2 separate regions of the Homo sapiens genome follow, and region 1 is linked to region 2. A link is an interaction called in ENCODE POLR2A ChIA-PET data of the cell type or tissue named here. Cell type or tissue: PC-3. All regions are shown on one strand. Links, peaks and the distances in the headings refer to the core of each region. The heading gives the core; the rest is flanking DNA. Region 1 has its middle 60 kb from the start of LINC01204. Region 2 has its middle 11 kb from the start of MIR221.

The links. ChIA-PET counts read pairs that join two places held together with the same protein. Peaks named below come from ENCODE experiments on the same cell type or tissue, not always from the same donor. Only the 100,000 strongest peaks of a DNase experiment are listed, where the experiment ranks them.
Region 1: POLR2A ChIA-PET joins it to region 2 with 12 read pairs; 1 of 35 experiments calls an interaction of 5 or more read pairs at or near these places.

The regions. Positions count from the first base shown.
Region 1 is chrX:45,442,949-45,448,334 of GRCh38, reverse strand. No RefSeq gene overlaps it. Among named protein-coding and RNA genes, the nearest start is that of LINC01204, 60 kb to the left of the region's middle. In PC-3, for the core only: no CTCF peak of the experiment used is centred there; a DNase peak (open chromatin) is centred at 2,054; H3K27ac peaks cover 4,032 bases.
Region 2 is chrX:45,732,710-45,738,095 of GRCh38, reverse strand. No RefSeq gene overlaps it. Among named protein-coding and RNA genes, the nearest start is that of MIR221, 11 kb to the left of the region's middle. In PC-3, for the core only: no CTCF peak of the experiment used is centred there; a DNase peak (open chromatin) is centred at 2,275; H3K27ac peaks cover 3,799 bases.

The sequences.
Region 1 (5,386 bases), core at 87-5,086, 290 kb after region 2:
AATCTGTGAAGTCACATTCAGAACTACCAAATCAGAAACTCTAAGGTTGGGGACCTTGTCATTTGTATTCTATTAAGCCTTTTAGGTGATTTTAGTGGAGGATGAAGTTTGAGAATCACTGCTTTAGAATCATTAGTCATCCTGAACTATAGATGATATCAGATTTTAGCATCTCCCCATCTGACTTATTATAGGTCTATTTGTGTTTTCCAGCTACCAGTACTGCCTGCATAATTTGCTAGCTCAGTGCAAAATGAAAATGTGGGGCCTCTTGTTTTAAAAGAAGGAAAATAGTGTCAGTAAAAGTATACAGAGGCCTTTTCCTTTCTTACCCATCTCTCTTGACTTGTCACAGTGTTTTTTTATTTGTAATTTACTATCATTCTGATTAAAGAAAAATGAAAGGTTTTAAGTTACTAGCATAAATTTTACCATTCCTCTTTATATTGTGTAATATCAGTTTGAATTGCAAATATTAGAGTATTTAACCCATATGCAGAATCACAAAACTTCACAGTTTGTATTTTGTGGAAGGTGCTTTGAGTTGGCCCGAAGAGACAGACACAAACCAGGTTCAGGAAGTTGCAAGGAGAAAAAGAGGATCCCTCAAGACAGAGCAAGTTGACAGCAGTCTCAACATGGGACACTCATAGGAAAAGTGCAGACTCTCCCAGACACCTGGGGCCTCTGCCTGCTACATGGGGTATACTCACTTGGGCCTGATAGTCAACAGGTTCCTCCTCCCCCAAGCTGCTTAACCAACACTCCAACAGAGAAGTGGAGCCTGGGGAATTCCAGCAAGTATTCTTCCCATGGTCTGCTGCCCCAATCCACAACAGATGGATGACCTCTACAGATCTTTAAACCTCCATGCCAGGACACAGTCAGTACATAGATCAGGGGTGGGCAAGGGGATTGCCCTCACTAAGACACACAATTGCCTACCAGATATGACATGGTACTACCAGTCTAAGGGCAGGGACAGCCATTGCCATGCCCATCCAGGGATTCCACAGAGTGAAAGCACACAACCCTGCCTTCCCCACACTCATACCCATGCCCTTGTCAGGGACAAAGAGTATCAGCTGTTGGGGCTGAGGGCAGGGACAGCCACTGCCATGCCCATCCAGGGATTCCACAGAGTGAAAGCACACAACCCTGCTTTCCCCACACTCATACCCATGCCCTTGACAGGGACAAAGAGTATCAGCTGTTGGGGCTCAGGTAAGGTGCGACATGGGGTATCAGGGGCAGGGGAGCATATGGCTGAGAAGCTGTCTCAGGTTGGGGGCAGGAGGCAAGACCTTCCTTGAGTTGAGGCTCCAAGCTTCTTGCATATTCCCCGTTGTCCATTCAGACATCATTTACAAAACACAAATTCCAAAATACAATTATTAAGAATTTGAAGATGGTGACCAGGTAGCATTAAGCTCCCAGATCAGGGCTCTTCTAAGCATAGGGTCCTGTGTAACTATACTGCTCACATGCCCATGAAGCCAGTCCTGCCAGCTACTCCTGAAATGGGTAGGATAAAACCTGACCAGATCAATGGCATACCTATCCAGACTCCACACTGCCTTAGGAATAGAGTGGATCTCCTCAACTAGTTTTAAAAAAACCTTCAGAATCTAACCCCTGATCATTTCTTCAATCTCATCTTTACCTAGTACCCCCTCTGCAACTATAGATTTTAGCCAAACTGAACTTACTAGCAGTTGCTTTAATCCACAAAGCTCTTTCTCAACTGCCTGTTGCTTCTGCTTCTGCCTGGAATGCTTTTCGCTTTCACTACCACCACCTGCACCTCCACCTTCCCCTACTTTTTCTCCTACTCTATCTTTCAGGTGAATACTCTAGATGCATCTGGCATCCTGTGTGGTACTGTACCATAATGCATTCAACCCAAGTGTGGGAATTAAAGTTGCCTGTTTACCTGCCTGTCCCCACAATAGCTATAAACTCCAAGAAGGAAGAGCTGGTGTCTTGTTCACTATATCTTCAGTGCTTGACAGAGTATTGGCAAGAGTAGGAAACAGTGACACTAATTAAATGGATGACTGGTCCAAGCTGTAAGACTCAGTGTGCTTTCACTGAAACAACCGCCTGTCAAAGTATCTTATGACTAAATGCTGTAATCTTTTATTCTCTGAGTCACACACAGAACTACTTCCTTTTTTGAGATTGTTTTTGTATCTGTCATATAGTTTTAAGTGGTTGAAGTTTATAGGACTTTCTTCAGATGAGATGCAATCTCTTCTTGCTTCAGTAGAATTTATACCTTAAAGATTTTTTAATCTTTCCTATTCTTCACTTGCTTCAAAAGTATTTATGATAACCGCAAGTGGTGGTGACCCCAGAATTATGATCTGAAATGCCTTTGGATCATCAGCACAGGATTTTGCAAGTAAGGCTGTGCATAGGTCAGGGCTCTCCAGGCAGGTCAGCATGCTTAAAGTCTTTAGGCTTAGAAGCCCTTAAAATATAAAAATAAATAAAATGAACATCAGTTACATTTTCTCTCACTGTGTACTCAGACATAAAAACCTCTCATTTTCTAAGAACCCTAAAGAGACAACTTGGGATTCACCTGAATCATTTGTCGTTGGCTCCTAAGAGATAGATAAAAATTAGGCGATAGCACAGCACGTGGAGGGAAGGAAATTCAGATGTCTTTGCTGCCCATTCCCTTCAGAGTGGGGCTCCACTTTGTCACAGTGTTCAGAGGTCAGAATCCAGAGCCCCAGCAAGAGCTCAAACATGCAGCGGCCCTCTGAGCTTTCTACCACCCAGCATTCATATTGACTTGGCTTTGAGGCTAACAATGGAAAGCTAGAGTTAGATTTGTCAAACTGTGCCTTGTATAAATTTGCTTGGTGTCTGAAGGCTGTTTTGAAAGTATATTTAGGCTTCTGGTACTCTTGTGAAATTAATTGTTTAAAAATAGCTTGTTTGGTGGGTATAACTTCTGAAATAATTCACTTTTTTAAAGTAACACTGTAATTTTTACTCAGTGGCAATGTGTTTGTTCTAAAGTACACATAGTTTATAATGGAAAGTAAGCCATGATCATGTGACTCTTCTGGAGAAAGAAGAGGTATTATATTTGCTTCACTTGACCCAGAGGTGCACAACCACAAGGACAGAAAAACATTTTGTAACTTCTATAGCTACTTTTTACTTCACTTGTCTAACATTTATTTAATTATTCATATTTTTCAATTTCTCTTCCTACCTATAACAGTAACTATGGATCACAAACTGTGTGCACATTTATTCTGTAACAGTATAACAAAATGGTTAAAAACACACCCAGCATCGGGAGCCAGAGTGCCTGGATTCAAATCTGAACCCCAGCTGGCTCACTTGCTATGAGACCTTGGGCTTCTCTGAGCCTCAGTTTCCTCATCTATAAAAAGGGGATAATAATACTGCCCACCCCACAGAGTTTTTGTGTGGTGCTATTACATGGGTCAATATGTTTCTTTATATTTAGCACTATAGATGTATTAGATAGGAATCACATTAGCAAGATGGCAGACTAGACGTTTTTATTATTATCTTTCCACAGAAGCATAGACAAGGGTTGATAACCACTCATGGATGACAGCACCTTTATGAGAGTCCAGTTGTATACTGGAGAAGTTCCGGCACAACATTGGAGCAAAAAATTTGAAAGTACATGCATTGAAGATGGTTAAAAAGAAGAGTTTCACTTTACTTCCATCACCTCTCCCTCAAGGCAGCATACCTCAGTGCCCAGACAGATCCCCCAGGTCCACAATTCCTTTGGACTGTGAGAACATAGTGAGTGCTCAGCTTCCACAGGCATTCAGGATGCTGCCCAAGAGGGCAACATTTTTTCTTGTCTGACATAGAATACTGACGTGATCGGCATAGCTGAGTGGTTGGGAGAGGCTGAGAACAGGGAATAGAGGCAGAGACTCACAGAAATTAGGGCCTGATGTCACCTGATGTCAACAAAGGGCCACAGATCCTACCAACCACTTCACAGACTTCATCAGGAAGCCTGCCCATGAGGTGCTGAAGACTCCCTGCCTGATGACCTCCCCACCAATTGACCCATAGGCACCTCCAGTGCTCTATATTTCTCACCTCCTGCAACCCATGACTGGCTCCCTATGCACACTCCCACAGAAGGCAAATGTCAGCCTCTGTGGATAGCTCAAGAGCATGAATGGTTAGCTGGCCTGACTCCGTGGGACTGGAGGAAGGCGCATGAACTTGAGCATTTCAGGGCACCACTCTAAGGAAAAAAAAAAACAGGAGGCTGTCAGCACCTGACCTTTGTGGGATCAAGAGAAAGCACACAAACTTAAGAATTTTCTCCTAAGAGGGAGCAAGAAGGTAGTTCTGTTTTAAGTTCTTTGAGAAATCTCCAAACTGCTTTCCGCAGTGGCTGAACTAATTTACATTCCCACCTGCAGTGTATAAGTGTTCCCTTTTCTCCACAACATTGCCAGCATCTGTTATTGTTTGATTTTTTGGTAATAACTATTTGGACTGGTGTGAGATGGCATCTCATTGTGGTTTCCATTTGCATTTCTTAAATGATTAGTGATGTTGAGCATTTTTTCATATGCTTGTTGGCCATATGTATGTCTTCTTATGAAAAGTGTCTGTTTGTGTCCTTTGCCCACTTTTTAATGGGGTTGTTTTTTTGCTTGTTAATTGTTTAAGTTCCTTATAGATTCTGGATATTAGATCTTTGTCATATGCATAGTTTGCAAATATTTTTTCCCATCCTGTGGGTTGTCTACTCTGTTGATAGTTTCTTTTGCTGTGCAGAAGCTTTGCAGTTTAATTCATTCTACTGTAAAGACATCTGCATTTGTATGTTTATTGAAGCAATATTCACACTAGCAAAGACATGGAATCAACCTAAATGCCCACCAATAGTAGACTTGATTATGAAAATTGGATACATATACACCATGGAAGACCATGCAGGCACAAAAAAGAACAAGATCATGTCCTTTGCAGCAACATGAATGGAGCTGGAGGCCATTTTCCTAAGCAAACTAACACAAGAACAGAAAACCAAATACCACATGTTCTCACTTATAAGTGGAAGCTAAACATTGAGTACATATGGACACAAAGAAGAGAATAGATACTGGGGCCTGCTTGAGAGTGGACGGTGGGAGGAGGGTGAGGATTGAAAAGCTACCTACTGAATACTACGCTTATTATCTGAGTGATGAAATAATCTATACACCTAACCCCCGTAACGTGCAATTTACCTGTATAACAAGCCTGCACATACTCCTGAACCTAAAATAAAAGTTAACAAAAACTGAATTATTATATAATCTGGCAATCTCATTGCTGGATATATTTTTACTCTGCATAATTCAATGGAAATGCC
Region 2 (5,386 bases), core at 218-5,217:
TTACCATAGCTGTATAGGTTAAAAAAATGTTTTTAGAGACAGGGTCTCACTCTGTCACCTAGGCTGGAGTACATTCTTGACCTCCTGGGCTCAAGTAATCCTCCTGCCTCAGCCTCCCAAGTAGCTGGGACTACAGGTGCACACCATCATGCCTAGCTAAGTTTTTCTTTTTTTTGTAGAGATAAGGTCTTGCTATGTTGCTCAGGCTGGTCTCAAACTCTCCTGAAGTAATACTCCTGCCTCGGCTTCCCAAAGTGCTGGGATTACAGGTGTGAGCCACCACGCCTGGCCGCTATATAAGTTTTGATATCCACTAGAGCTGTTCTTTGATATTGCTTTGAATATTTTAGCTCTTTGCATTTGTGTTATAAATTTTAGAATCCATTGTAAATTTTGCCAAAAATGTTAGGATCTTAATTGGAAACGTAGTTAATCAATTTGGAGAGAATTGATATTTATGCTTTATAGAGTGTTCTGATATGTGAATACTGGGATCTCTCTACTGGTTTAGGTCTTTAATTTCTCAAATGTTTTAAAGTTTTCTGTGTGGAGCTTTTGCACATCATACATTAGATTCATTCCTAAGTATCTGATCTTTTGTGATGCTACCATACATGGTATCTCAAAATTTCGCTTTGTAATGAATTGTCCTGGTATATAAAAATGCAGTTCGTTTTTTTGACTTCGTATCCAGCAACTTTGCTAAACTTATTTGTTAATTCTAAGGTTAATTGTAGATTTTTGACTATGTACACAAATATATCTATGAATAGGTTTTCTTTCTTCCTTTCTAATCTTTATATTTCTTATTTATCTTTGTTTACTAATTGTACTGGCTAGGGCATATAGTGCAGTGTTGAATAGAGGAGTGCATAGAGAGCATCTTTGTCTTATTCTCAGTCTCAAAGGGAACACTTAGCATTTCACCAGTAAGTATGACGTTTGCCCTAGGTTCTTTGTAAAAATAGGCCTTTTAAGGCAGTTTACCTCTCTTTTGAGAGTGTTAAATTTTTTTCATGAGTAGATAGTGAATTTTATCAAATGCCTTTTCTGCATTTACTGAGATGATCATCTGGTTTTTGTCTCCTTTGTTTAGTTAATGTGGTGAATTGCACTGATTTTTTAAAAACAACTTTATTGAGGTATAATTTACATATATTAAAATGCACCAATTTTAAGTATAAATTCAAAAAGTTTTGATAAATATATACCCATTAGCAATCATCACAACCAAGATATAAAACATTTTATTATCCTAAAAATCCCCCTCATGTCTCTTTTAGGTCAATTCCCACACCCCTCCCACCCCCACAAGGCACACACTCACCCCCACAAGGCACACACTCACCCCCACAAGGCACACACTCCCACCCCCACAAGGCACACACTCACCCCCACAAGGCACACACTCACCCCCACAAGGCACACACTCCCACCCCCACAAGGCACACACTCCCACACTGGCTTTCTGAACAGTAGGGTGAGGGCTATCATGGTGGGAAAGGCCAAATGGAAGTCATTAGAGCTGCCTCTATCTAGAAAAATAGTAAACTCGTTTTCTAGAGTTTTATGTAAATGGAATTATATATATAGCCTTATGAGTCAAGCTTCTTTCTTTTTCTTTTTTCTTTTTTTTTTTTTGAGATGGAGTTTTGCTCTTGTTGCCCAGGCTGGAGTACAATGGCACGATCTCGGCTTACTGCAACCTCCGCCTCCCGAGTTCAAGCGATTCTCCTGCCTCAGCCTCCTGAGTAGCTGGGATTACAGGCATGTGCAACCACGCCTGGCTAATTTTGTATTTTTAGTAGAGACAAGGTTTCTCCATGTTGGTGAGGCTGGTCTTGAACTCCTGACCTCAGGTGATCTGCCTTCCTTGGCCTCTCAAAGTGCTGGGATTATAGGCGTGAGCCACCATGCCTGGCCGAGTCAGGTTTCTTTCACTTGGCATGTTTCTCAGATTCATCTGTGTTTCATGAATCAGTAGTTCTTTTTTACTGCTTGGTAGTATGCTATTAAATGGATATATCACAGTTTGTTTATCTATTCATCTTTTAATGGACATTTGGGTTGTTTTTAGTTTTGACTATTGAGAATAAAGCTTTTTATGTACATTAAACCTTTGTATAGTCATATATTTACCTTTGTCTTGGGAAAATACTTATGAGTCACAGGTAGGTATATTTTTTATTTTATAAGAAACTGCCAAACTGTTTTCCAAAGTGATTGTACCACTTTATGTTCTCACCTACAATTTATGAGTGTGCCATTTGTTCAAACATTCTTGCTGACCCTTGATATTGGCAGTCCTTAATTTTAGCTGCACTAGTGGCTATGAGTAGTATCTCATTGTGGTTTCAAATTGCACTTCCCCAATGACTAAAGATGTTGACTTTCTTTCATGTGTTTATCTGCCATTCATATGCCTTTTTTGGTTAAATATCTCTTCATATCTTTTCCCGTTTTTAGATGGAATGTTTGTCTTCTCATTATTCAGTTTTAAGAGTTTTTATATATTCTGCATAGAGACCCTTTATTAGACATGTGTTTTGCTAATATTTTCTCCCAGCCTGTTGCATGCCTGTTCTTTTTCTTTTTCTTTTTTTTTTTTTTTTTTTGAGACGGAGTCTCGCACTGTCGCCCAGGCTGCAGTGCAGTGGCCCGATCTCAGCTCACTGCAAGCTCCGCCTCCTGGGTTCATGCCATTCTCCTGCCTCAGCTTCCTGAGTAGCTGGGACTACAGGTGCCCACCACCACGCCCGGCTAATTTTTTGTATTTTTAGTAGAGACAGGGTTTCACTGTGTTAGCCAGGATGGTCTGGAACTCCTAACCTCGTGATCTGCCCGCCTTGGCCTCCCAGAGTGCTGGGATTACAGGCGTAAGCCACCACGCCTGGCGCCTATTCTTTTTCTTAACAGTATTTGTATTAGTCTGTTTTTACACTGCGATAAAGATACTACCTGAGACTGGGTAATTTATGAACAAAAGCGGTGCAGCTGCAGAATTCCCACACTGGCTCTCTGAATAGTAGGGTGAGGGCTATTACGGTGGGAAAGGCCAAATGGAAGTCATTAGAGCTGCCTCTACCTAGAAAAATAGTAAATCAAAAACAATATCACATCCCTGGAGGGATTGCGGAGATTAGTGCCACCATCAAGGACTTGAATGACACAGGGGTGGTGATTTCCACCACACTCCCGTTCAACTCTCCTATTTGGCCTGTGCAGAAGACAGATGGATCTTCGAGAAAGACAGTGGATTTTCTAAGCTTAACCAAGTGGTGACTCCAATTGCAGCTGCTGTACCAGATGTGGTTTCATTGCTTGAGCAAATTAACACATTTCCTGGTACCTGGTATGTAGCCATTGCCTTGGAAAATGCCCTTTTCTCCATTCCTGTCCATAAGGCCCACAAGAAGCAATTTGCCTTTGGGTGGCAAGGCCAGCAATATGCCTTTACTGTCCTACCTCAGGGTTATATCAACTCTCCAGCTTTGTGTCGTAATCTTATTCGGAGAGACCTTGATCGCCGTGCTTCCTCAAGATATCACACTGGTGGCGGGGGCGGGGCACGGGTGGTGGTGGCGGGGAGGCCCTGGGCCTGGCCCACAAAGCCATTTTTCTCTTCTAGGCCTCTGGGCCTGTGATGAGAGGGGCTGCTAGTCTGATATGCCCTGGAGACAATTTCCCCATTGTCTTGGCTATTAACATTCGGCTCTTTCACCTGTGCAAATTTCTGCAGCCTGCTTGAATTCCTCCCCAGAAAATGCGTTTTCTTTTCTACACATGGTCAGGCTGCAAATTTTCCAAACCTTTATTCTTTGCTTCCCTTTTAAATGTAAGTTCCAATTTCAAACCCTCTCTTTATGAATGCACATGACTGAATGTTTTCAGAATCAGCCAGTTCAACTATTGAATGCTTTGCTTCTTGGAAATTTCTTCCACCAGATACCCTAAATCATCTCTCTCAAGTTCAAAGTTCCACAGATCTCTAGAGCAGGGGCAAAATGCTGCCAGTCTCATTGCTAAAGCATAGCAAGAGTGACCTTTGCTTCAGTTCCCAATAAGTTTCTCATCTCTATCCGAGACTACCTCAGTCTGGACTTCATTGTCCCTGTCACTATAAGTATTTTGGTCAAAACCATTCAACAAGTCTCTAGGAAGTTCCAAACTTCCCCGCATCTTCCTGTCTTCTTCCGAGCCCTCCAAACTGTTCCAACCTCTGCCTGTTACCAAGCTCCAAAGTTGCTTCCATATTTTCAGGTTATCTTTATAGCAGTACCCGACTCTGCCAGTACCAATTCTCCGTATTAGTCCATTTTCACACTGCTATAAAGATATTACTCAAGACTGGGTAATTTACAAACAAAAGAGGTTTGAGTCACAGTTCCACATGGCTTTGGAGGACGCAGGAAACTTACTATCATGGCAGAAGGCAAAGGGGAAGCAAGGCACATTTTACATGGCAGCAGGAGAGCAAGAGCACAGGGGAAACTGCCAAACACTTTTGAAGCATCAGATTTTATGAGAACTCACTCACTATCACAAGAACAGCCTGGGGGAAACCGCCCCCATGATCCAATCACCTCCCACTAGTTCCCCCCCTTGACACATGGGGATTATAATTGGAGATGAGATTTGGAGCCAAACATATTAATGTTGTTCAAAGAAGAGAAGTTTTTGACATCTAATTTATCTACTTTTTTAAAAATTCTTTAGATTTTTAAAAAATTTATTTTTAATTGACTAATAATTGTATATATGTGATTCAATGTGGTGTTTTGGTATATGTTTACAATATAGAATGATTAAATTCAGCTAATTAACAAACCTATCACCTCAAATACTTACCTTTCTGTGGTGAAAACATTTAAAATCTACTATTGTGGCTATTTTTAAATATGCAATATATTATTATTTATTATAGTCACCATTCTGTACAATAGATTACTAAAGCTTATTCCTCCTGTCTAACTGAAAGTTTGATAAGCTTCTTCCATTTTCTCATCCACTCCCATTCTGAGCCTCTTGTAACCATCATTTTGCTCTCTACTTCTGTGAGTTCACCTCTTTTAGATTCACTTATAAGTGAGATCATGTGGTATTTGTCTTTCTGTGCCTTGCTTATTTCATTTAACATAATGTCCTCCAGGTTTGGCTATATTGTTGAAAATGACACAATTTCCCTCTTTTAAAGGCTGAATTGTATTCCATTTTGTATCTATACTACATTTTTAAATTGTTTTACTTTTAAGAGTACCATGCTTTTTATATCTTATTAAGGAAATCTTTTGTTTCCTTATAGATTATTCATAATTTTAGCTTTTATTTGAGGTTTATGATGCACTTCTAATTAATTTTTGTGTATAGTACACAATAAGGGTTGAAA